Linked DNA regions of Mus musculus: all the other regions are linked to region 3. The links are chromatin loops, found by intact Hi-C in ENCODE. Cell type or tissue: left cerebral cortex. All regions are shown on one strand.

Region 1 (8,000 bases), 73 kb before region 3:
ATAGACAAAAAAATGATATCCAAAGAGATGAGCAGCAGGCAATGAGGACAGCAGAGTCACTCCTTCCACACCCGGTACCCTGCATCCAGCCTCCATGTCTGACCGAGGGAACAGCCTCTTCAGCAGAGGCACATTGGAGAGACTCGGGACGCCCTGGGCACAGCTCCTTCTCTACCGCTGTCCCACTGACCGGTGCAAGAGGGTTCAGGCCTGTTTTCTAGTTTACCAACAGGAGACAGGGTGAAGACAGAAGTAGTGGGGGATAAGGTAATGTGGATAGAGTTACCAGTACTTGAAAACACAGCAGAGCTGAAACAATGAACCCTACCTAGAAGTAAGGAAGTAGACAAGGCATCAGGAAAATACTCTTTCTTGACTCGGTATCTAGAAACGAGCTCTACTTAAAGCAATGACTATATTTTTGCTTGTAAATACCTGTTAAGTGTCCACTCATAGTTTTGTCGTGGCTGTTGAATAACTGCCTGTATTTCAGCCTTGATGACTGAGGCACAGCCCATTCTGCTGCTGGAGGGGCGCTGTGGGGAAAGAAGAAGGAGAGGGTGGTTGGTGCACTGTGAGCACAGATTGCTGGGGTTCAAACATGTCTGTCTAAGGTTGGCGGTGTTGACTTTTCTCTCCTGGTGGGGTTGGGGTCAAACCCAGGGCCCCGTCGAGGGAAAGTCCTGCCACTAAGCCAGTCATTGTGCCTCTACACATCAGTATAGACATCTTTCAAGAAGTAAATTAGGGGCTGGAGAGACAGCTCAGCAGTTAAGAGTGCTTGCTTCCAGGACAGAGGTCCAGCTGCCAGCACCCAAGTCACACAGCCCACAATTCCTTGTGACCCAGCTCATGGGCTCCAACACCTTCTCCTGGTGTTCTGAGAGCATCTGCATTCACAGGACACAGACACAGACACAGACACACACACAGGAAATCTTTAAAACACTAGCTAAACTTTTTTTTATAAAGAAAAACAACAAATCAGGTGACCGTCTCATATTCTACATATTATTTAATAATTCAAAGGTTCCAGTAACACATGGAAAATATTCCCAGAGCTGAGGCATTATATACTGCCCAGGTTTTTGCTAAGCATTCAGGAATTTCTCCTTTAGTTAAAAAGCAATGCTAACAACTGACTTTTTAAAAGTACACTTCAAAATATTTACCTTTCTCTACAACAAGTTATCAAAATATACTCATTTCTTTTTTGTTTTTCCATTTATTTATCTACTTGAGGGGTGTGTGTGTGTGAGAGAGAGAGAGAGAGAAGAGAGAGAGAGAGAGAGAGAGAGTGCACACATGACATGACCCATGGACCCATGTGTAGAGGCCAGAAGACAATCAGCAGGAGTTGGTTCTCTCTGTTTGCCCCATGGGTTCTGGGAATGGAACCCAGGTCCTCAGACTTAGAGGCAGACACTCTTGCCCTCTGAGCTGCCTTACTGTCCCTGGGAGCCACTTCTTAATAAAGTCGGATATTTCCTGCTGGGAGGTTTAAATTCCTGGCAGAGCAGTGGAGCCGGCATGGGGCTCCACTTTCCTGACTGTAATCCAACACTGATGTCTTCTTGCCAATGAGCTCCAACACTGACCCGAGGTAACCCTGCTAACAGTGAGACCACACAAGTATCACACTGACATGGACAGTCTGTGAGAGTCTCACGGCTGGTCAAGTAGCTCCATCAACACAACGAAGACAGGAAAGTGGCATTCCATGTGGAAGGCAGATAAGTAAGGCTCCACATGTCTTCTCCTTCCATGCTTACAAAGAATCATGTCACACACCAAATCAAGATTTAGGCACAGAATGAAGTTTTCGCTGTCATTCATTAACACCTGTGGTGTCCATGTGGTTACACTCACAATGTAAAGTCCCTGAGAGTCAACAGATTCCACCTTCCTGACTTCCCGTAAGTTCATAACGAGAACACTTACCACGCTGGACGCTGCTGTAAGTACTTCTGCAACACTTCTCTCATTCTGTCTCACTGATGCTTGGCTAATGCCAAACCCTGCCTGTTGACTAAAAGCTAACTATCTGCCCCTGCACAGCAAAGATAAAGGGTGTTGCACAGAGACACTCTTCGCTCTTCCAGAGTGTTATCAAGCAACAGCTGTCTACCTCATTCCTCCGAGCAGAAGCAGACTGAAAACTCAAGAGCACCTTACCTGAAAGCTAGGGAGCTCCATTATGAAATCGTCACAACTTCACAGTATTGAAAAGATCACTACACATGTAGAAAACTCAACCATCTAAAGACTTTAATATTTGCTGACCATCTGTTAGTCATCCTAGCATTATAAAGCAATTTTAAGGCAGAATTCAAAATCATGTGAGAAAAGTCAAAAACACATGAAACTCCAGTTTGAGATAGGGAGGAATTTTAACATGAATATGAGCTTAAATCTCAGCTGTAGAAAACAGCAAGGAGTAAAAGAAACATATGACAGACAACATGAAACTATGGTTGGTCACATATAAGAAATGAGACTGTAGAGACTCTCCAACGTGAGCCACATATGTGACCGGGGACAGTCATCTGAATGGCGCAGTTCACCACAATCTGGTTACTACTATTTTACCACTAAGGCAGACAGACTGTGAGATTATGACAGTATTAAAAGCAAGACCAACTTTGGCTCAAATCTCATATAAAAAATTCATAAGCTTTTAAATGATTAATACAAGATCATTAATTGGCTTTCCTAGCTCCCCAGAGACTGTTCTAGTCCGTCCAGTTGTGTTTCTTTTCTGGTGCTGCTGCTGAGCACAGCTCTCACATGTGGCATGCTCTTTCTGCCTCTCAGCAGTACACCCAGCCGGTACTACCATAATTCTGTTTGTAAAAAAATTAGGACAATGGCATGCTCTTCATTTGTCATCCTCAAGAAATAAATGATGAGTTATAATAACATTATGTAGAACTTTAAAAGGTGTTATTAGCACTCTATAAAATTAAACAAGGTAAAAGTAAAGGCTGGGGCTGGACAGACGGTCCAGTGCGTTAGAGCACTGCTGCTCTTGCAGGACTCGGGTTTGATCTCCAGCAGTCACACAGGGGTTCATAACTGTGTCGGTACGTCAAGTCCAGAGGCTCCAGCTCCCTCTACTGACCTCCATGGGCGTCAGGAATGTGGTACACATACATACATGTGTATATGTAGGTACAAGCAAGCAAAACCATAAAATAAACCTTTAAGAAAATTAAGAAGGACAAAATTCATTTAAAGAAAATCAAATAATGCTTTAAGTAACTGCATTAAAAACAAGCAGTCTTGCTGGAGAGATAGCTCAGCAGTTAAGAGCACTCACTGTCTGCTCTTCCAGGTCCTGCTCTTCCATGTGGTTGCAGGTCCCAGCAACCACATGGTGGCTCAGAACCATCTGTAATAGGATCTGATGCCCTCTTCTGGTGTGTCTGAAGACAGCTGCAGTGTATTCATATACAAAAAAATAAATAAATTTAAAAATAAAAACCAAGCAGTCTTACCTGGCGACATCGAATGATTGTGCCTTCTGTAACTTAGTGTTTAATTGTGACCCTGGACCAGATCTGCTGAAGGAAGAACTCTTTGGCAATGTGGCTGCTATAAAAATAAAACATTGATTAGTTTTAATTCTATAAAATTAAGAAACGTCCCTTAGTTCAAACATCTAGACATGAAGTCATAACTCTGAAGCAGTGGCCCCTCCTTCCCCTAGCACGGAGTCACAGCCACTACCCCATACCCTGTCTTCTTGCCAAAATAAAACACTCCTAGATTTATTTGCTCTGCTAAGAATCACCTGACTGAGCATAAGGCTGACATCCATAAAATTTTACTCTTCACTGAACATTTAGTATCACATTTTGTAGGTACTGTTCCAAGTAAGATGGCATTTTCTTACCATCAAAGGAGCTAAAATATTAGTTCCAGATGTAGCAGCCAAGAAGTCACAGGCTTCCCAGTCTTGGCCAGATGCCTTGTAATGCTAGGGAGGAGCAGATCTGTGTGTGATTCCCATCTGACCTGATGAGACCCTAGCCATAGCCTCTCCCCTCGACCTTGCCACAGCACAAAAGAGAACAAGTGTGTGGGTTTGCTCACACCACTGGGACAGTTACATGAACGATGTTGGCTGCTATCATGTGCAGCCTTACATTTAGAACTTGCAACGGACAGACAGATGAGGCGTATTAGACTCCTCCTCTCACTGGGAACACACACGCATGCTAAGTGCAGGCTGCTCAGGTACAGCAATAGTGACACAGATCTAACGGTAAAGCCTATGCTGCTGGTACTACTGAATTTGCTCAGATATCCAAAGAGCTTTTTAGAAAGAATCCCATTCTTCTATATATTCGGTATGATTTGTTAGGCCAAGGCTATCTATAGTTATAGTTGATGCTTTAATTATAGGAAAAGACTTTGAATAAAGTTTCAAAATGAAATTAGCTAAACCAGAATCCAAAATAACTACATCCGTTCCTTCAATTAAGCAAGTGTTAACGGTGTGAGCTTAATCTATTTGGCCACTTAGTTGCCTCTCTTTCCCACTCTGCCCAGTTCTACCTGTTCAACACTGCTCGGTTTTCCTCACTGTGGAATTCTATTCTGTGGCTGGTGTATTAGCAACTAACTCATGGAAGTTAAAGAATAGAAGTAACTGATGAATGAAAATACGGAATGTTCAAATACTGCCCATCGCTGCTGCTCTTATTGGGCCCTTGGAAGGCGAGTCAGCTCTTGGCTCTCACCACTGGGTTTCTCTGTCTGTTCCACAATGACATTTATTTTCTTTCCTTTCAGTCTTAGCACGCGTCATGTCATACGCTGGGTGGAAAGGAGAACTCAAATAGAGATTTACCATCCCTTTGTCTGTGGTAACTAGACAGTGGCAAAACACATTTAACCAGAGAAACGTAGGCACGTACCAGGATGCGCAAACGCAGGCAGAGGCTGTATGACGGGAGGAGCCCCGTTAGCCAGGGGAGGCACTGCTGCTGGAGGGACAGAAGATACTAAGGGTGGAGACATTCCAACAACTGGAATGGAGCCCATTGGCACAGGAGCAACAGCTGTGAGTGGTGGCATGCTAGCAATCCCTCCTATACCTGGAAGAGAAAAGCCCCAGCAAACTCAGCCAGTCACTCGCATGGTGACACTCGCATGGTGACACTCGCATGGTGACACTCGGTACAGCTAGAGGAAGAAAACCTTGTCTCTGCTGCAATATGTCCCCACATAAAACAGTCAGAGGATTCAGAGTACAGCCCATGTACATGCTTGCTTGGCTAATACACTCGGATCTGCTTCAACACTCAACAGTGCACCAAAATGAATGAATGAATGAATGAATGAATGGAAGGAAGGAAGGAAGGAAGGAAGGAAGGAAGGAAATATTACTGAAACACACACCCTTACGTTAAACAGTTGGAAAATACAAAACCTTATGTCAAGAATCACAAGGCCTTGAGTTCTGGTACTCACGTGGCCACTGTCAGCATTGACGTTTCCTGTGTGACCCACACTATTCTCTTAGGGATCAATAGCAAGAAGACTGTACACTCAGCTTGGAGAGGACTTAATCAGGAGGAGGATTGAGAAGAAAAGCATTGGGGTCAGAGATGAGGCTCAGTCAGTAAAGTGTTTTCCTACTACCCAGGAGGTCCTGAGTGCAACCCAGTAGGACACAACCACGTGTGGAGTTACATGCTCACAACCCCATAACTCCAGGGAACTACCATCCTTGATCCAGAGGATTCGTGGAAATTCAAGTCACCCTCGATACAGAGAGAGGCTGAGGCCAGCCTGGGCTACAGAAGATTGTGTTTAAAATAAAATAAAATAAAACAAAACAAAACAGTAATGATGGTAAATGCAAAAGCAACAAATGTACTGTATAGACTTTGGGTCTAGTTAATTTCTGCATGCTATTTTATTTACAAGTTCTTAAAACATAATAAATTTCACAAAAAAAAAGAAAAGAAAAAGGTGCTAAATATAAAGGAAAGTAACAAATCAGTCATTTTACCTGCCTCTCCAAAATATATGATAGCGGGGAGTAACCAAATATTTAATGAGAGAAATAAATCTTTATGAATGCGTTCCAACCAACAAAAGAAGTTGGAGCTAAAACAAATGCTCTTATCTTTTTATATTTAACTCGACTTTAACAGCTGCATGATTTTCCTAAGGCAAAATATTCTTGTAACGTATAGCCAACAGTAGTGGTACATGCCTGTAATCCTAGCGCACGGTTAGAGGCAGGAGGATCAAGCCCAGCCCACTGCTGTGAGAATACCCTAACTGGCCAAGTGCACATCATTGGTGACTGCCTTCTCTGGGCAGCACAGCTTCTCCAGGGCGGTCTGTCCATTACTGTTCTACTGTTCCTTCACAGTTCTGAGCTGACCACTATCAAAGGACACACCTTCTAAGTTCATCATGAATGGCTCATATTTCAGGCCTAGAATCAGATTTTTTTCCAAGAAATTCTGGTTTCCTATAGCAGGAAATGCTATTTCTAGTCCACAATCTGGAATGCCACTGTTGCTGGGATCAACCATTATTTCTAGACCTTTTCAGTGGACAGGGAAAAAAGATGGATAGAAAGATGAATAGACAGAACACATGGACAGGTGGACAGATAAATAGACAGTAGAAATAACAGGTACCCCTTGAGACCCTACAAATTGGTAAAGTTTGTCTGTGCTCCATTTGAAAATTAGTTTTTCAGGATATTAAAATCCTTGCCTCAGTCTTTCCCTAAGACTATTAAACAGGTCACTCAATTTTCTTTTGCAACAAAACACTGTGGTCAACATCTGAAGCTGCTCTATTTTCTTCAGAACTACATCATTTCTTCTTCCATGTGCTCCGATACGTTTAAAGTGGAATATACTTTAGGGTAGTCTTTTCAGGTCGGTACTCTTGGGCACACTCTTTCAAACCTTCCACTTCAAGATAATGGTCCTGAATTTGCTGTACAGTTGCTCTGCTCCCTGGAGGGAGATTCTTCATGAATTCCAGTCCAACTCTTTATCTGTCACTTTCTCTAGCCTTTTTATATCTACTGTTTCATTTCTTCTATTTTAAAAAAGGTTTTATTTCTCTTCAGAATAATATCTCTGGCGTTGCTTCTAGTTTTGTCTTTGTTTTTAGAATAAAAGTTTGATGTTCATTCTTTGCTGAATCCTGCCTCCCTGCTTCTGGCCAATTGAAGCTTCTGGGTTATTTAAGTCTTGGGTTTAAGTTGGTCTCTGAAGCCCTGGATCAGGTCCACAGCACCCTGTGGCTTGATTGAAATGGTGGCATCACTGTCCACTGGGGTGGAGTAGCCTTGGCTGTACAGTGGTTTTCTATAATAACTTGGTGTGGGATGACGCTCTGTTGCTTGTTTGTACTTGGGCCCTGCTTTCTGTGCCCCCACCCACCCACCACCCCCTCTCTCCCGTCTCCTCCTCCCCTCAGGGCCTTGATGCTCACCTCTGTCTCGCCTCCCATTTACTTCACCTTGCTATGGGCTTGTGCCCAGAAAGCATCTGGGTAAGCTGGGGGTCGGGTTTCTTTCTTTCTTTCTTTCTTTCTTTCTTTCTTTCTTTCTTTCTTTCTTTCTTTCTTTCTTTCTTCCTTCCTTCCTTCCTTCCTTCCTTCCTTCCTTCCTTCCTTCCTTCCTTTTTCTTTTCCCCTGTGACACCAGAGATCAAACCCAGAACCCCCACAGCAGGTAAGTCAGTGGGAGCAGGGGGCTCTGGAAAGCAGACTGTTCCAGATCTCTCAGGTCTTCTGCAGCCCCTGTGTGCAGTACCTGTCTTTCAGGCACACAGTGCTCAGACTAGCTGGATCTAGTTTCTTAGGAATGGTGACGGACTAATTTGTTTCCTCTCTTTCTCAGTTACACCAGATAGACAATGTTCTACCTTCTGCCTCCTGCACTGTGACAACACATTCATTTCTATTTTACTTGTTTTCCTTTCTACAGTTCTTCCCTATGTTTATGCATGTGTGGA
Region 2 (8,000 bases), 180 kb before region 3:
TGTACATGTCATGGCACTCGTGGAGGACAACTTACAGGAGTCGGTTTCCCCTTCCACCATATCAGTCCTAGGGATCAATCAAGCTCAAATCATCAGGTTTGGCAGCAAGTGCCTTTACCTACTGAGGCATCCTTGATGATAGCCAAGGACAGAAAAATCGCACTACATCGAGGTTCCCAGGCATACCCTCCCTCATTCGCCTGTGTGGGAGCACAGATGACTACAGTCTGTCTAGTTCAGTGAACCAACGAGCCCAAGCACTTCCTGCCCACATCCACTCCGTTGCCTCCCGCAGCTCCTTGCACCGTGCCAACCTCTCAGGTTAAAAGCCCAGGGACTGCCGGGGTCAGGTTCTCAGGTGGGGAAGCATGCACCCTGCTCAACTGGGATGACGACGGGGTGGGACCAAGAGTGTTGGGATGGTAGAGCAGGGAAGCTAAGGGTGCCCGGAGGGCAAAGCGTGAGGTGCCAAGCTGCCCCGAGGGCGGGGCCAAAGGTGCCCGGAAGGTAGAGCGGGCTGGGTCGGACTAAGGGTGCCCCAGGGCCATTTCCACTTACCATCAGGCGAGAACTGGTCCCTCTCAAACACTGTGATGCAGAGAACCTCCTGCTCCAGGTCTCTGATGAAGAACTGGCAGTTAGAATTCCACTTGGGGTTTAGCGTGTCCTGGATTGTCTTGGTGATGTGGCACTGAGAGCCCATGGTCACCTCACAGTACGGGTTGCTCTTTCCTAGAGTGAACAAAAGCCCCTGCCAGGTGGGACACATTTCATTTCGATCCCCCTACACCTTCAAGATTCACAAGTGGAAGATCTGGTGGACCCTCCCGTAGTTTGGTATCACATTCAGAAGAGGAACAAATCCATTAGTGGGACTCAATTTCAGACCCCGTGTATATATATAGTATATATATGATTATATACCTACATGTGTGCATATCTTTGACAAGTGCTAGGAAAACCAATGCCAGCAGGAAATTTACATAGGAAATTGCACAACTGACGTCAAATTGGTAAAGAGTGTGTGGGGGAGGGCAGAGAACCCTGAATATTCTAGAGTGCTTGGGTGGAATTCATGGGCCCTTACCATGTGACCGACAGGGCTTCAGCTCAATGCCTTCTACCACGTTCACCATCAACCTTCCAATACCGGTCGCCCGCTGGGAACGGACTAAACCACAAGAAAACAACACAAAAACCGCTTCCTATCACATCACATTTGCCTTGATGCCCTTCTCTTTCCAGCACGCTCACAATCTATGCGAGGCATCTGTCCGCACTTGAAAGCAAGGCCCCCTCCTGTCTCTTGCCCCTGGAATCTGCCCTTCATCCTTTATACTGCGCCCTGCCTTACACCTAGCCCCACTTCTGGCTCGAGTTTCAGCCCCGGAGACACTGGGATGGACTCAATGGCCCTCCCACCCCAGGGTCTCCGGCCCTGCAGCACATACCCAGGTACGCCTTCTCTCGCTTCTTTTTCTCCGTCTCTATGTAGAGCTCAGACGCCGCCTTGATTTTCTGCACCCAGGCAGTCCTTGGACGAGAAGAGACAGAATATTGCCAAACAGAACGCACAGAGCAGGCTTCGGGTCTGCTCAAATTCTGTCTCCGGGACTCTTTTTACTTGGTTTATTTGAATTTAACAGCAAAGGCTCAGAAAAGAAAGACTGGTTCTGTAATGTATGATGCTAATAATTAATTACCCCTACCATCAGTAGGGAAGTTTTGTTGTTTTGTTTTGGCTTTTTTGTTGTTGTTGGTTTTACTCTCTTTCTTTCTTTTTTCTTTTTTCTTTTTTTAAGATTTATTTATCCTATGTATGTGAGTACATTGTGGTTCTCCTCGGACACACCAGAGGAAGAGGGCATCAGATCCCATTACAGATGGTTGTGAGCCACCACGTGGTTGCTGGGAACTGAACTCAGGACCTCTGGAAGAGCAGCCAGTGTTCTTAACCGCTAAACCATCGCTGCAGCCATTGTTGTTAGTTTTTTGCTTCATTTTGTGTGTATGTTTTTGTTGATGTTGTTATTTGTTAGTTTGTTTTTTGAGACAGGGTCTCATATACTGTAGTCCAGGCTGGTGATAAACTCACTACGTAGTTGAGGATGACCTTGGTTTTCTATCCCTCTCCTCACCTTCTGAGCACTGAGATTACAGGCACACACTTCCATAACTTGTTTACGTGGTGCTAGGCATCGAACCCAGAATTCTGCGCATTTGAGGCAGGCACTCAATACCTGAGTAACAGCTCTGCCCGTAAGTAATGAACACACTGAAGATCTCCTTCACGTTCCCTGCGTCCATGAAGAAAGCCTGATAAATGCCAGGCTGGAGGAGGGAGGAGCGCGTGGCTTCCTGCCCTCCCATACTGCAAAGCATCATATACTTGGAGGACCCAGGAAGACAGAAGGGTCTTTATTTCCAAAATCACCCAAGGAAAGAAGGCTTCGCACTTGGGGGTGGGGGTGGGGGTGGGGAGCGCACGCCAGGAGGTGCTTTGGCGTGCGGGTTTTCTCAGGGTGCCATATGTACAGTAACTTTAGCCAATCTTCTTGCCTGGCAGGAACGTTCTTGGGGATGCTTGTTGGCCTCGTGTCAAGCCCACCCTTCAGAAAAGCGATCTGTTTCATTTGGCTCCAGAACAGTCTAAAATAAAACTGGAGCAAATACCAGCAACCCTAAGACCCAGATTGCCGTCCTGGGGGAGGGTGGGGGCGGAGGGGCGGGGATTAGTCTCAAATCACCTTCCTGTTGGATTCTACCACCTGGGAAACTTAGGCCAGTCTAAGCAGCTCTCAATACCTCAAAGGCTGCTGGATATTTCTAAAAAAAGAAAAAGAAAAAGAAAAAAAAAAAGCCTCCAGCAAAGCTGATTTCAGTCCATTTATTTTGGAATACTCATGCCAGATGTCTAACTTTTGAAAAGTTCTTTAAAAAAAAAAACAGTATATATACTACTTCCTTCCACACAGAGATGATACCACTGCAGTGGGGGATGCTGGGACATGCTGACCAGTGGTCCTCACCCAGTGCCTGGGAGCGGTTGGGGCTTACCTCTCATTTATGCTCTCTGCTCGGAGGGTGTAGACCCGGTCGATGTGGGAAATGTGGAAGATAGGCTCATCTCCAGAAGGGTCCGTGGGCAATTTTACTAGAACCTCATTTAAGAAAATGGGCTGCAAAGTCATAATACAAGGGCATTAAGGAACAAGGCAGAGTCTGTGTGTGTGTGTATGTGTGTGTGTGTGTGTGTGTGTGTGTGTGCGCGCGCGCGCGCGCGCGTGCGTGCAACCCAGTAATCTAGACGGCAGGTGTGTGATTGTAGCTTAGCACACACGACTATACCAGAATATAGATTTTATCTTAATACTACTTTTTAATAATTGTGTAAGGGTGCTTTGCCTGCTTGTGTCTGTGCAGTGTGGACACTGTCCACAGAGGCCAGAGGAGGGGGTCCCAGAGGATGGAGTTACAGATGGTTGTGGGCAGCCATGTGAGTTTTGGGAACTGAACCCAGATCCTCTGTAAGAGCAGCAAGCGCTCCTGACCTCAGAGCCTTCTCTCCAGCCCCGTGATACTGACTTCTATATCAGGCTATATTCATTTTGCAAATATAACCCTTACAAGTAAGAAATAACTGCTCCACTTCCCTGTATTACGTCCTAAACCGCAAACAGTCTTCACACCTAAGAGGGTGTCTCCAGGAATTTCATACAAAGGCTCTAGCAGCAGTCCACATCATCTGTCACTATCTCCCAAAATAAAGTGAGCGGCTGCTCCTAAGAGAACCCCTGCGGAAAGACACCCCTCCCCCATCACGCATAGACGAAATTAGAAAATAAAATCTCACATGGCGTGGCAACACACAAACACAACCCTGCTCACACGGGATTTAGCATTCTGTTAAAAAAACAAAAACAAAAACCCTCCACACATTGGTGGCGGAAGGGAAGGGTATAGATGTTTCAGGCCACTGTGAGCGTTTGTCAAGGCATCTGGGGCAGAGTGGAAGGAGCAGTGGTGCTTGGGTGCTTGGACTGGCCATGATGTCGGCTCACTTGTATGGAGTAACGCATGTTTTTGTCATGTGAGGTCCCCTATAGGATTGATTGTGTGTTACTGGGAACCAAGGTGTGGGACATGGACAGTCCTCTACTCTGCCTGTTCGGGTTACTCTATTTTAGCTCCTCCCCTTACTCTATCCTGGCTTCTCCTCTTGCCCTATCTTAGCTCCTCCCTTTAACCCAGCTCCTCCCCTTGCCTTATCTTAGCCCCTCCCCTTATTCTATCTTGGTCCTCCCCTTTTCCTTTTTTTAGCTCCTCCCATTAGTCTCTCAGCTCCTCCCCTTTGCTCTCTCCACCCTGCAGTCCCAAACCCTTCTGTAACGGGCATCTTTTAGAGACCCCTCTTTCCACGAGCTACATAAACCTTACCGTTTTGTACATTTTATACTGAAGGTTAGATTTGGGGCTGAAGACTTTGTCGGTGCCGGAAGAGCCTAAGGGCTTTGTGATTTGGGTCAGCAGGAGGAAGTCGTTGAAGAGGAAGCCATACAGTTCTTTGTTGCTCTTGGCCTTGTAGAGCTTCCCGCTGTGCAGAAACTTGCGTGGTCCCAAGCAGTTGGTCACTGAATTGAACACCAGTTGCTAGAAAAGACAACCAGACAGGAAGAAGGCGAGATGTGTTTGTTTCTCTGTTGGGGTTCATCAGAGTCAAATGTTGGGCCCTTAGTAGGACTGAATCCTACATACAAACAAGAACGGCTCTAAAGAGCCCTGGCAGCAGCTTCTGGAGCCAAGAAAGGTTCTAGGATTCCAGGTACCCAAATCAGTCTTGGCTAAATTCTCAAGCCTTTCTTCTGGGACTCTGCTTCAATCGCAGGATGTGGTATGTCTCCCCCTTTCATTTATTGAGAAGTGGAGGCCTGGAGAAATAGCTCAACCATTAAAGGGTAGGACATTTAAGATGTATGAGAATAGCCGGGCATGGTGGCGCACACCTTTAATCCCAGCACCTGGGAGGCAGAGGCAGGCAGATTTCTGAGTTTGAGGTTAACCTGGTCTACAGAGTGAGTTCCAGGACAGCCAGGGCTATACAGAGAAACCCTGTTTCAAAAAACCAAAAAAAAAAAAAAAAAAAAAAACCCAAAAAAAAGAGAGAGTGAGAAGTGAGGAGTTAGGAATTAAGGAGACTGCTAGCTCCCCTCTTAGCTATCTGTTCTATGTGGGGCACTGCACTAGAATAGTAGTAGCAAGAACCAGCTCTAACAGGAAGTCCCCACAAGACTCGGTAGTCGTCGGTGCTTCTGGAAAGAGGCAGGACTCCTGTACAAATGTTACTTTCCCAGGTGCAGCGTCCAGGCCCCAGGACAAGAGGGGCTGCAGAATTCGGTGGTGCATTTGACCCCCTCAAAGCCCTACACAACAGTGCATGCTTAATCGAACCCCGTTACTAGTTTGGAACCTGAAGGGCATGGCTCTCTCCCACCACTCACCAACAGCGAGGGCATCTGTGAATGCTGACATGTGGTTCCAACATCTACCCGGGGGCTGTCATGTCAAGTCAGCTCATCCGAGGCCAACAGACTTGGCAAATGCCCCACTTTTGACAGTAGGCAGGAAGGCAGGGGGCCGCAGCTGTGCACAGGCACAAGAAACCAGGAAGTGTCTGATCTTCAAGGCCTCCAACTGCCCACACAGCTGCCCTTGGTCCACATTACCTTGTGTGATACGATAGCCAGCTGCCTCCAGGGGAAAATCTCTCTCCAGATCAGTTACCCACACACTTCTCTGAGGAAAGCATTGGAAGGAGGCCATGGAACTCAACTCATGTCCGTGGTGGTTTGAATAATGCTTGGCCCATGGGAAGGGACACTATTAGGAGGTGTGGCCTTATTGGGGGTGTATACCCTTGTTAGAGGAAGTACGTCACTGTGGAGGCGGGGCTTTGAGAAGACCCTAGTTAGCAGAAGTATGTCACTGTGGAGGCGGGGCTTTAAGAAGGTGTACCCTAGTTAGCGGAAGTGTGCCACTGTGGAGGCGGGGCTTTGAGGTCTCATATATATGCTTAAGTCTAGCCAGTGTGATCCAGTCTTCTGGTTCTCTTCAGAAGGTAGAACTCTCAGCTCCTTCTCCAGCATTATGCTTGTCGGGACACCACCATGTATCTTGCCTTGCTGATAATGGACTGAATCTCTGAACCTGTAAGTCAGCCCCAATTAAATGTTGTCCTTTATAAGAGTTGCTTTGGTCATGGTGTCTGTTCACAGCAATGGAAACCCTAAACTAAGACAGAAAAATTGGGACCAGAGACTGGGTTATTGAGTCGTTTATCTGAAACTTAATCAGTTCTGTGTGTTTAATACCAAGCCAAACATGGTCCACACTGCAGTAGGAGCCAGCATGCTCCCTTCGAATTCCTGTGAGTGCCATGAAGACATGGGCTGGTTACAATAGCTAAAAAGGCCAACCAACAAAGGACAGTAACCTGGTTACCAAGAGTTCATAAGCCACAAAAATCAAGTGACAAGAATTTCTTTATTCTTAGTATTTTACTGGTTTTTTAAAAAAGATTTATTTTTATATCTTATATATATGAGTACACTGTTGCTCTCTTCAGACACACCAACCAGAAGAGGGCATCAGATCCCATTACAGATGCTTGTGAGCCACCATGTGGTTGCTGGGAATTGGACTCAGGTCCTCTGGAAGAGCAGTCAGTGCTTATAACCTCTGAGCCATCTCTCCAGCCCACTGTTTTTTAAGATAAGGGTCTCACACTGTAGCATAGGCGATCTTCTGGCTCACAGCAAACATCCTTCCTTAGACTTTTTTTTTTTTTTTTTTTTTTTTTTTGAGACAAGGTTTCTCTGTGTAGCCCTGGCTGTCCTGGCACTCACTTTGTAGACCAGGCTGGCCTAGAACTCAGAAATCCTCCTACCTCTGCCTCCCAAGTGCTGGGATTAAAGGCATGAGCCACCACCGCCTGGCTGCCCTTCCTTAGACTCTTAAGTGCCTGTTGACAGATGAAGTGGAAATTTCTGGTTCCTTTGGAGACTCAGTTGTGTCATGTGATGCTTTTCTGGACTCTGTCTTACGAGAGGATGTTTTTCTGAGAACAGACATGTGGTGTTTTTCTGGAAGCTGCCTGGGAAAAGGGCGTGTGACGTTTTGCTAGAGCAGACCCCACGTGATGTTTACAAAGGGAATAAGTATAACAAAACAGATAGTTGATGACACTGTGTGGCACTGGTTCACCTTGCCACTCTTTGCTGGTCTTCGTTGGGCTTTGCTGATTCCGGTCTTCATTGGTTCTCCTTGTCTTCTTCCCTGATCATTGTTTGTTGTGACTTTGTAGAGAGAAACGTACCAAAGGACTTCTGGTGGTGTTCAGGAAAGAACAGACTTGGGCCGACTGGCCGAGCCTTGCATTTCTTCTGGAAATCTTCTGCTGATTCACGAATGGTGTTTGCGAGTGGATCAAGCTACTGCTGTTGATTCGTGTGAACTAAACTGCTGATATCCTGACAACGCAGACTGGATTTTCTCCAAAGAACTATTTCTAAACAGGTCCACATCCTTCTTGGCCCTATTAACCTTTCCTTTCCACTACCTCTGGTGGGTGGTGGGCTAGAAGGGAGGTTAAAACAATTAAGTATACTTATTAAAGTAGATTTTAAAGAATAGATGCCCACAGACAGGTATGAGCTATCACACCACCAACTGTTCTTAACATCTTAAGATGGAGACGTAGGTCCCCAAGGCCTGCTGACTGAAGAATCAGACTTTGGGGTGGCTTTCTATGGTGGGTACTGTCACCCAGCATTTCTGCTTTGTTGGCTTGAGGCTCTACAGGGCCAAGGCTACAGACCTTCAGAGCATACATAGCCTCATCCAGCGTGGTCGCCCTCTACCCTATGCCTTGTGGCCTATTGTTCATCCACACTCCTTACCAGAGTGCTGGTGTGGCTGGGCTTTGAGCTCATAAAACATCCCTG
Region 3 (8,000 bases):
GTTTAGAAAAAAATATTTACGGACAAAACACCTACTTAAAATTTTATGAAAATTAGTAAAATTTCAAAAATAAGTTAAAAAGAAATGCTATTAGGGAGAGTCTGTCATGACACACTACACTAATGTCTAATAAACTAGCCAAATTCTCACAGATCCATAAAGTGATATATTATCCAGCTATTAAATTTATATTATAGACATGGAAGGGTTTTGTTTTTGGTTTTTGTTTTTTTGTTTGTTTTTTTAAATGCTGAGAAAACAAGTTAAAAAATAATCTATTGTGGCTAGTGCATGCTTGAATTCCAATACCAGGTTAGCAGAGGCAAGAGGATCTCGATAAGACTGACGCTAGCCTGGTCACAACAGCAAGACACATTCTCTCCCTCTCCCTGAGACAGAGACAGAGAGAAAGAGAATGAAAAGAAAGAGAAAACAAACTAGAAAAATGGCTCAGTGGTCCTGATTCAAGTCCTAGTGTATATATGTGGGGGGCATGGGGAGTCCGTATGTTTTTAAACTGTTCCTTTTAGTCAAAGGCTGGGAAAGAATCATTGCAAGTTAGAAGCCAGCCTGGTCAATCTAGTAAGCTCCTGGCTAGCCAAGGCTAGATAGGACTTTGAAGAAGAAAGAAGAGAAGGAGGAAGAGAAGGAGGAAAACAGACATGCACAGCAAGATCCCATTTTTTGTACCAAAAGCTGTACATGAAGAGCCATAAGCACACACAAAAATGGCCTGGTATATATGCTTGGGCCACGGATTTATGGGTATTTTATAGTTTCCTTGCTTTTCTGTATTTCTGTGTGATCTTTTTAAAATACAAAGGCTATTAGTTATTCACTCTAAATTGGTTAAGACTAATTCTAAAGTAATACAATTAAGATGAAAGTGAGCATGAAATTTATTTTGTAATCATATGTATAATCCTTGGTAGTTTATTAAGTAAAGTATACATTTAGTACCAAGATATTATCAAGAGACTTCCTTTAGGAAGCAATGAATCTCTACACAAAGTGACCACACAGTATGGCAGCACAGAAACCACGTGAGTGTCAGCTTGCAAACTTTCTATCTCACACACTCCAATTCTTCCTGTCAGTGTGAACTAGTGCTTAATAACTGACTGCGTTTAAGTGTAGGTCACTGTGACACATGCTTGAAACCCCAGCACTTGGAGGCAAGCCTGGGCAACATAGAAGTATGCAAAGTCCACTGCCATTCTTCCCATTTTTAGCAAAACTGAGGTCCTGAGAGGTTTGGTAACTACATCTAAGTCATTAACAATATGTGATGAAGTCCCATATTCTTCAGAGCTTGGCATTGCATGTAGCGCTCACCCACATAAAATCTGTAATTTATAGGACCCTGTGGTAGACTCTGTAAAAGGGAGTAAAGGTCGTATATCATAAGAGTCAAATTGGAAAGCATATGTATTGTCCATATTTTCTAAAAATGATTCTTTATGTTGGGATTATCATCATTTATAAAATGATACGTGATTAGACTCTACATTAAATTTTGAGCCCTCAGGGGCAACATCTACTAGACATCTTTCTAGCACATCACCCAGAAGGGCTGTACATTCAACACTGGTCAAGCTTAGGGGAACTGGCTAGGACACAGCGCTGTGACTACTCTGTGATGTGACCAACTTGGCAGGTAAAGACTCAAAACAGTGGGATGGAGGCAGTGTGGCTCACCCATCCACCCTGCAACGGTCTGAAAGGCACTGGCTTAGTTTCTAGGCAGGCCACACCAATTCTGCTCTTCTGAAACCCTCATCACAGTATGTAAAACCTCTGCTACTTGAAAAGCTTGCTATCCACTTCAGAGACGGTCTTAGGAGACACTCGGTAAGAGAGAAAAGCACAATGCCAAGGTTCTCCAAGTTCTCTCTCTGGCTTGGAGAAATTCCTGGAAACTGTATTGACAATACTGACTACTTCCCATTGTCTGACTGAGCTGGAGAGACAGAAACCTGGTAAGCTGATGTAAAGATATCTGAATGCCAGACTTAGATGGAGCCAGTAAGTGGAGCCATTCAGGAGGGAGTCACTAAAAAGAGAAGTCTGACATAAACCCAACCTCCATTAATTAATTTTCTTTAAGTCACAGGTTGAGCAAATTAAAAGGATGAGAGTCTAGAGACTGTAGCACAAGGCCCCAGGATCTAATGCCAGCAGTACCACACACAAAGACAACGTGAGGCTGCAGATGTAGCTAGGTGCTAGGCTACACTCTAGCATGCTCCAAGGCTTGGCTCAATCACCAAAAGAGAAAAAGCACAGGCAGAGGAATTTACCAGGGCCTCCCTTTTAAGCTCTTGCAAGTGTTTTAAGGGTGTATCTCAATCTAGGTTATTTGGGGAAAAGATAAAGAATGCCCAGAGGAAAAAGAAACTGCTAGTCAACAGCAAAAGAAAGAAAGAAAGAAAGGAAAAAAGGAAGGAAGGAAGGATGGATGTGGGCTGGAGAGATGGCTTAGCAGTTAGAGCACTGACTGCTCTTCCAAAGGTCCTGAGTTCAAATCCCAGCAACCACACGGTGGCTCACAGCCATCAGAACAGCTACAGTGTACTCATATAAATAAATAAATCTTTTTTTAAAAATTAAAAAGAAAGAAAGAAAGAGAGAGAGAGAAAGAGAGAGATTCAAAGAAAGAAAATGCTGAGGAACAAACATTTCAGGGAACTAACTTGCCGCTACTCATTTTATGCCCTATTTCACAATGCTCAGCATCTGAACAATCCACAGGGTTCCAAAGTACATTAAAATGTGTTCATTTCCTCTCTTACTCAGGCAGAATAATAATAGTTTTGTGGCGGTACCACAATCCTCAGCAATTTCAATGACAGACACTTTTTTTTTAAACACATACTCTCTGAGAGGTGCCTTACTGCAGCCACTTAAAAGTGTATAGAAATATCTATGCCCTGTCACCAAATCAGTGGCCTTCACTTCTTAATTTAAATCCTTTATAATTTCCTGAGTTCTTTACATATCTCCTACAGAAAGACGTTGCTTTTTAAAAACTTCTTAAGTTATAAGGGAACTCACACACACATACAAAATATTTCAAGCAAACTAGTGTAAAAAAAAAAAAGTAACAAAAATGGTAACCATAATGGTTGCTGAAACGTCTGCACTCTTCACCGTTAACATCTTCTAAAAATAAAAGTATCCCAACAAATAAATACATTCCTCTAGTTTGGAGCATTTAGAGAAACACCCTGCCAAGCAGCTGGCCTGCGGGCTCCTGGCCCCAGCTCCTGCCCTCACATCCTGTCCACTACATAATCCATGAGCAAGCCTTTCTCTTCATCAATTCAGCGGGATTAGTAAACCGGCCTCCCTGAAAATAGAACTGATATTTTCCACGGGCATTTGTTCCCATGCTTTCACTATCTATGCTATTTATCAGACTCTTTTTTTCTTTTTTATCCTCCGTGTTTCCGACCACGAAGTACCAAGAGAAAGATACCAACCGATAAACACAAAAGAACCGCATCTGGCCAGAGTCTGCATGCATTTACATTTCCAGGTTGCTTCTGTTTTCCGAAAAGCAGTGATGAGGGCAAAGTCGCAAACTTTCACATTCAAGATGCTACCAAATACCTCTACACCCTCAAGCTGCAGCAAGAAGCCACTAATCTATTCCTTCAAAAGCAAAGCCTGTAGTCTGAATCACAACAATAGAAGACTGCTCATAGGCAAGAGGATCAGCGAAGTTGTCTTCCAAAGCAAAGGCAAACAGAAGTGAAGGGAGATCCAGCCAGCTCCTCCTTGCTTTTCTTTCTTTCTTTTCTTTTTTTTCTTTCTGGGAATCCGGATTGCATTTTCTGGTGCCCCCCCCCACCCCCAAGAAGGGACCGCAATTATGCACTGGGTCCACAGCAGACACCCGAGTCAGTGCGTGCGCAAGGAGGGCGAAGCGGCCGAGAAGGGGACGCACGCCCGCTGCAAGGGTAGCCGCTTTCTGTTAAATGCCATCAGAGCCAGCCCCGGCCGCACCACTTCGGCCCAAACGGCATTGACCGCCCTTCACTTGACAGGGTATTCCAAGCAGGCGCTAGAGAAAAAGGATGAGCCGGGGACTCGAGGCCGGGGGCACCCGCGGGCGGCGCGATGCGGCTCCCGCGAGCTCGGGATCCCCGGGAGGCCGGGTCGGCCCGCCACCCTCCGGCGGCCGAGGGCAGAGGGGTCAGCGGTGGAAGGACCGCCCGCCGCGATGCCCCCCACGGGAGCGCCGGCCGTGGCTGCGGACGCCCATTCAGCCCGAACCCGTCCCGCGGCCGCCACCGCCGCGGCCCGCCCGCCCCGCTGCCCCCGGGGAGGATGAGAAAGACCGGGCGGAGCGGCGACGGCGGCCGCAGGGACGCGCGCCCGGCCGCTGGACCCGACCCCGGGGCGGCCATCGCCGACCCCCGCCCGCGCGCCAGGCCGCCCGCGTCAGCTCCTCACCTCATCTCCGGGCGGGTGCGCGCGGCCGCCCCTCACACAAATCAGTGCAGCCCGCACGCCGCGCGGAGGAACGCCGAGTCCGCAGCCGCGCACACCATCCCCGCCCGCCCGCCTGCCTGCCTCCCGGCCGTCCCGGAGCCCGCTCGGGATGCTCCCTTGCGAGCCGCCGTACTACGGAGCAACCAAGCTGCGCGCCCTCCCCGCGCCGCTCCACTCCTCTCGCCCTCCTTCGCTCCTTCGCTCCCTCACTCCCGCCTAACTCCTCATCTCCCTCCGCCGCCGCCCCTCCGCCCACAGCCTGCCCTCCGCCCCACCCATAGATGGGCGGGGATAACCGCCTGCCAATCGGACGGCGGAGACCACGCCTTCGCTCTCTCCTATGACTCCGCCCACTAGGTGGGCAAAAAAGAAGAAAGGAGCCAAAGGAAATAGAGGTGTACAGAGTGACAACGAGATACACCAATGAAGTAGTTTGGATAGCACCCCCCCACACACACACACTTTTTTCCCCTCCCATCCTTGTCTCGTCCCTTGAAGGCGTAACTAGAGGTTTCTGCTCTATGCGTGCGGAGATTTTGTTTCACGATTTGGCGCTTTGCTCTTTTCTATGCGCGACAGTAGCTAGGATACATTCAACTAAATTGAAGGTTTTGCAGAAAGAGCGTGGGCACGAAAGGCGAAAGACACAAAGACTGAAGAAAGATGGTAGGGGTTACGGTTGGAATGAGGAAGGGTGTGGCCTTTTACTCTAATTTGCATAAAACGGAACCCATCTTGGCAACGCCCAACTTCTCCCATTTATTGGTGGTCCCTGGGGCGGCGACTCGTCTCTCTACGGGAAGCAGCATGCTGGGAGATGTAGTTCCGGGTTCAGTTGCCATGGCGTTCGTCACAGCCTCCCCCAGATCGGTCATCCTGCGGTAGTGACGGGCAGTCTGACCAATGGCAGTACTGTTTGGACCCAAGAAGGCGGGCTCTCTGCAGAAGGACTGGGAAGGTGGCGGCGGCGAAGGCGCTGGCGGTTGAGGTTGCTCCGAGCCAGGTGAGCCAGGGAAGAACGATGTGTGTCTCTGAAATGGGACTTTGGGCGAAAAATGGAGAAACGCCTGAAGGAGCTGTCTAACCCTGGGGAGACTGGTACTTCGCATCACACGCCGACCTCAGAGATGCCCTGGCTCAGGCCTAGCTTGGCCGAGGCCGCCGAGGGGCGGGTAATACTAGATTTGACGGACAGTTCCTGACCCTGGCTAGGTTTTGATTGTAGACTGATCTTTGCTTCTTCCTCCGCGTTTATGGAGGCAAAGGTCTAGAACTGCCTTTCTCCTGGGTTGAGTCCTCCCCGCCCCCAGCTTCTCCCTATCACTGTTTCTGATGCTGTCTCTATTACTACTTCCCTTGTCACCCTTCTTATCCTTCTCTTTGCATTTCCAGTAAGCGGTTTCCTAAAGCAAACAAGGGTGGGTGTTCGCAGTAATGGGGCCTTGGGTCAGGAATTGCCTGCTTCATTGAGCCGGCCATACTTGAGCCATACTAAAGAATTATCCCAGGGTCGTGAGGAGGTGCAGATACTGATTCTGGATTTGGGCCTGGTGGTCTGCATTTGCTTTTTAAAAATTATATATATATATCTATATATGGCATTTTAAACAAACTGCCAAGTATAGCCAGTCCACAGTAGCTGAGTTTTGCATTGCCTGTCCAGGACAGATGTTCTAGGCACCCAGACGCTTTTAGATTTCCTGGGAGCCACATTTGGACAGTGAAGAGACCACGTGAAATTAATTTTACGTTTCTCTTAAACCAGCTTATCCAAATATTATTTCAACCTTTAAAGAAATCAGATATTTAAATGAGACAGTGTATCTGTTGTGCGTTTTACCCTCGCAGCATACCCTCGTACCCTCATCCTAAGGGCACGCCACTCACGTGCGGAGTAGCCACCTGTGGCTATTCGCCGCTCTCCGAATCCAGATGATGCAAGAGACCATTGCACAAACTCAGCAGTGTTAGTCATGTGATTGCCAGCGACATCCCTTTGCTGCTTCAGTACATGGGTTCAGAACTACTTTCACAATACGATACTGAGCTTACAAGAATACCAGGGAAAGTAATATTTATTAAAAAGCCAACTTCCGTAATGTGTGCGCTGTGTACTATACTCACTCAGTCCTTGCAGCAGCCTGCGTCCTATTGCGGGGTCCTGTCTCTTGGGAGTTGTAAATCTTAGGCATCAGCCACTGCAATGTACAATTATTACTGGCTTTTCTAATTAATGTCACCCACGCTTCTGTCTCCACATGTAGAAGGAGATGAGGTGTTCATATTTGAAACAGTGCTCCCCGTGTAAAATCAAGCCGCCCAAGGCTGGAGAGCTGGCTCAGGGTAGGGACACTTGGTACTCTCCCAGAGGACCAGGGCTCGCCACTGTAACCACCTCTGTTACACTAGTTCCAGCGGATCTGAAGCCCTCTCGTGATCCAACGGCACAGGGCACACAGGCAGGGTGCAGACACAGATCCAGCTGCCTGGCCTGGCGTGGTGGTGGCCCATGCCTTTGACTAGTGCTTGAGATGCAGGGGCAGGCAGATCTCTGTGAGTTCAAGGCCACCATGGTTTACAGAGCAAGTTCCACGGCTTCATAGAGAGACCCCACCTCAAAGAAACCAAGATAAAGCTGCCTGGCATCTGTGGTAAAATAATTGTGGTAATTTTATAGTTCTCCATGCTGCTCCATGTTAAGAAGAAAGGTGCAAACCTGATGGAGATTCCTGAGCCTCTGGACCAGAAAGAGTCCTGATTCACTTGTGTGCCTCCCTCAAGGAGGAGGCTGGGAAAAGCTTGAGAACTCGGAAAATGACATGGTTCATTCCAAGAACACATGGGCATTCCCCCTAGTGGTGCAGGCCTGGACTCCCATCCAGTGGATGGGCAGTTCAGGGCCAGCCTAGACAACTTAGTGAGACTGCCTCAAAGTAGTAAAAAAAAAAAAAGAATGAAAGCCCACAGACACAGTGTCTCCTGGTTGTGTTTGTGGCAGACTCTTCTTGTCTCAGTAGCTGGTCCAGGCTGGCTGGCCTCAGCCTCCCCTGCACTGTTGGCTTACTGTAGCCTTTGCAGACCTATGACAACACTGTGCTGAGAACTGTAAATAGACAATGGCAGAGTATAATGCTTCACAAAGTGACTTCCTTCCAGTTTTTATATAATATACTTTACGAGGTTGTTTCCTCTTTCAACTCTTTGTCTTCTGGTAAGGAAGCTCAAGGACATTTTTATTAGAGTTTTGAAAGAAGGCAGTATAGTTTAGGTGAGAATTCTGGCAGCCACTAGGAGGAGAGCCGCAGGATAATTCACGCCTTCTGAGTTAGGCATGGAATACAAACAGAGATGGCAGTCCCAGCAGAGGACGTGGCCTACTGAGCTGAGTGAGGAGCACCAGAAACCTTCATACTAAAATCAAAATTATCATCTGTATTCCACATCTAAATGATTCCTCAGGATCCTATCATGAACTGGCAGATAAGGTCGCCATTTACGTGAGG

What was found. A loop is a pair of places that touch in the nucleus more often than their neighbours do. Peaks named below come from ENCODE experiments on the same cell type or tissue, not always from the same donor. Only the 100,000 strongest peaks of a DNase experiment are listed, where the experiment ranks them.
Region 1: a loop joins it to region 3, with 2.3 times the contacts of the local background. A loop is called at or near these places in 11 of 42 quality-filtered maps.
Region 2: it touches region 3 in a loop (3-fold over the local background); 29 of 42 quality-filtered maps call a loop at or near these places.

The regions. Positions count from the first base shown.
Region 1 is chr16:91,798,629-91,806,628 of GRCm38, reverse strand. It overlaps Itsn1 (intersectin 1 (SH3 domain protein 1A)), which reads right to left. Exons shown (of 39, transcript NM_010587.2): 6 at 4,923-5,102; 7 at 3,498-3,594; 8 at 436-536. Among named protein-coding and RNA genes, the nearest start is that of Itsn1, 73 kb to the right of the region's middle. In left cerebral cortex, no CTCF peak of the experiment used is centred here; a DNase peak (open chromatin) is centred at 7,986.
Region 2 is chr16:91,901,937-91,909,936 of GRCm38, reverse strand. Itsn1 (intersectin 1 (SH3 domain protein 1A)) reads right to left here. Exons shown (of 39, transcript NM_010587.2): 34 at 4,438-4,650; 35 at 3,058-3,179; 36 at 1,452-1,534; 37 at 1,088-1,171; 38 at 559-732. It overlaps Gm52262 (a long non-coding RNA gene), which reads left to right and starts at 5,679. Exons shown (of 3, transcript XR_003951963.1): 1 at 5,679-6,206; 2 at 7,361-7,572. In left cerebral cortex, no CTCF peak of the experiment used is centred here; DNase peaks (open chromatin) are centred at 2,567, 3,006, 3,701, 4,578 and 2 more places.
Region 3 is chr16:91,726,058-91,734,057 of GRCm38, reverse strand. Cryzl1 (crystallin, zeta (quinone reductase)-like 1) reads left to right here and starts at 5,256. Exons shown (of 13, transcript NM_133679.2): 1 at 5,256-5,500. Itsn1 (intersectin 1 (SH3 domain protein 1A)) reads right to left here and starts at 4,687. Exons shown (of 39, transcript NM_010587.2): 1 at 4,459-4,687. It overlaps Gm46543 (a long non-coding RNA gene), which reads right to left. Exons shown (of 3, transcript XR_001781880.2): 3 at 5,477-5,539. In left cerebral cortex, CTCF peaks have their summits at 4,814 and 7,380 (motif pointing left); DNase peaks (open chromatin) are centred at 3,599, 3,930, 4,819, 5,318 and 1 more place; H3K4me3 peaks cover 3,992 bases; H3K27ac peaks cover 2,612 bases.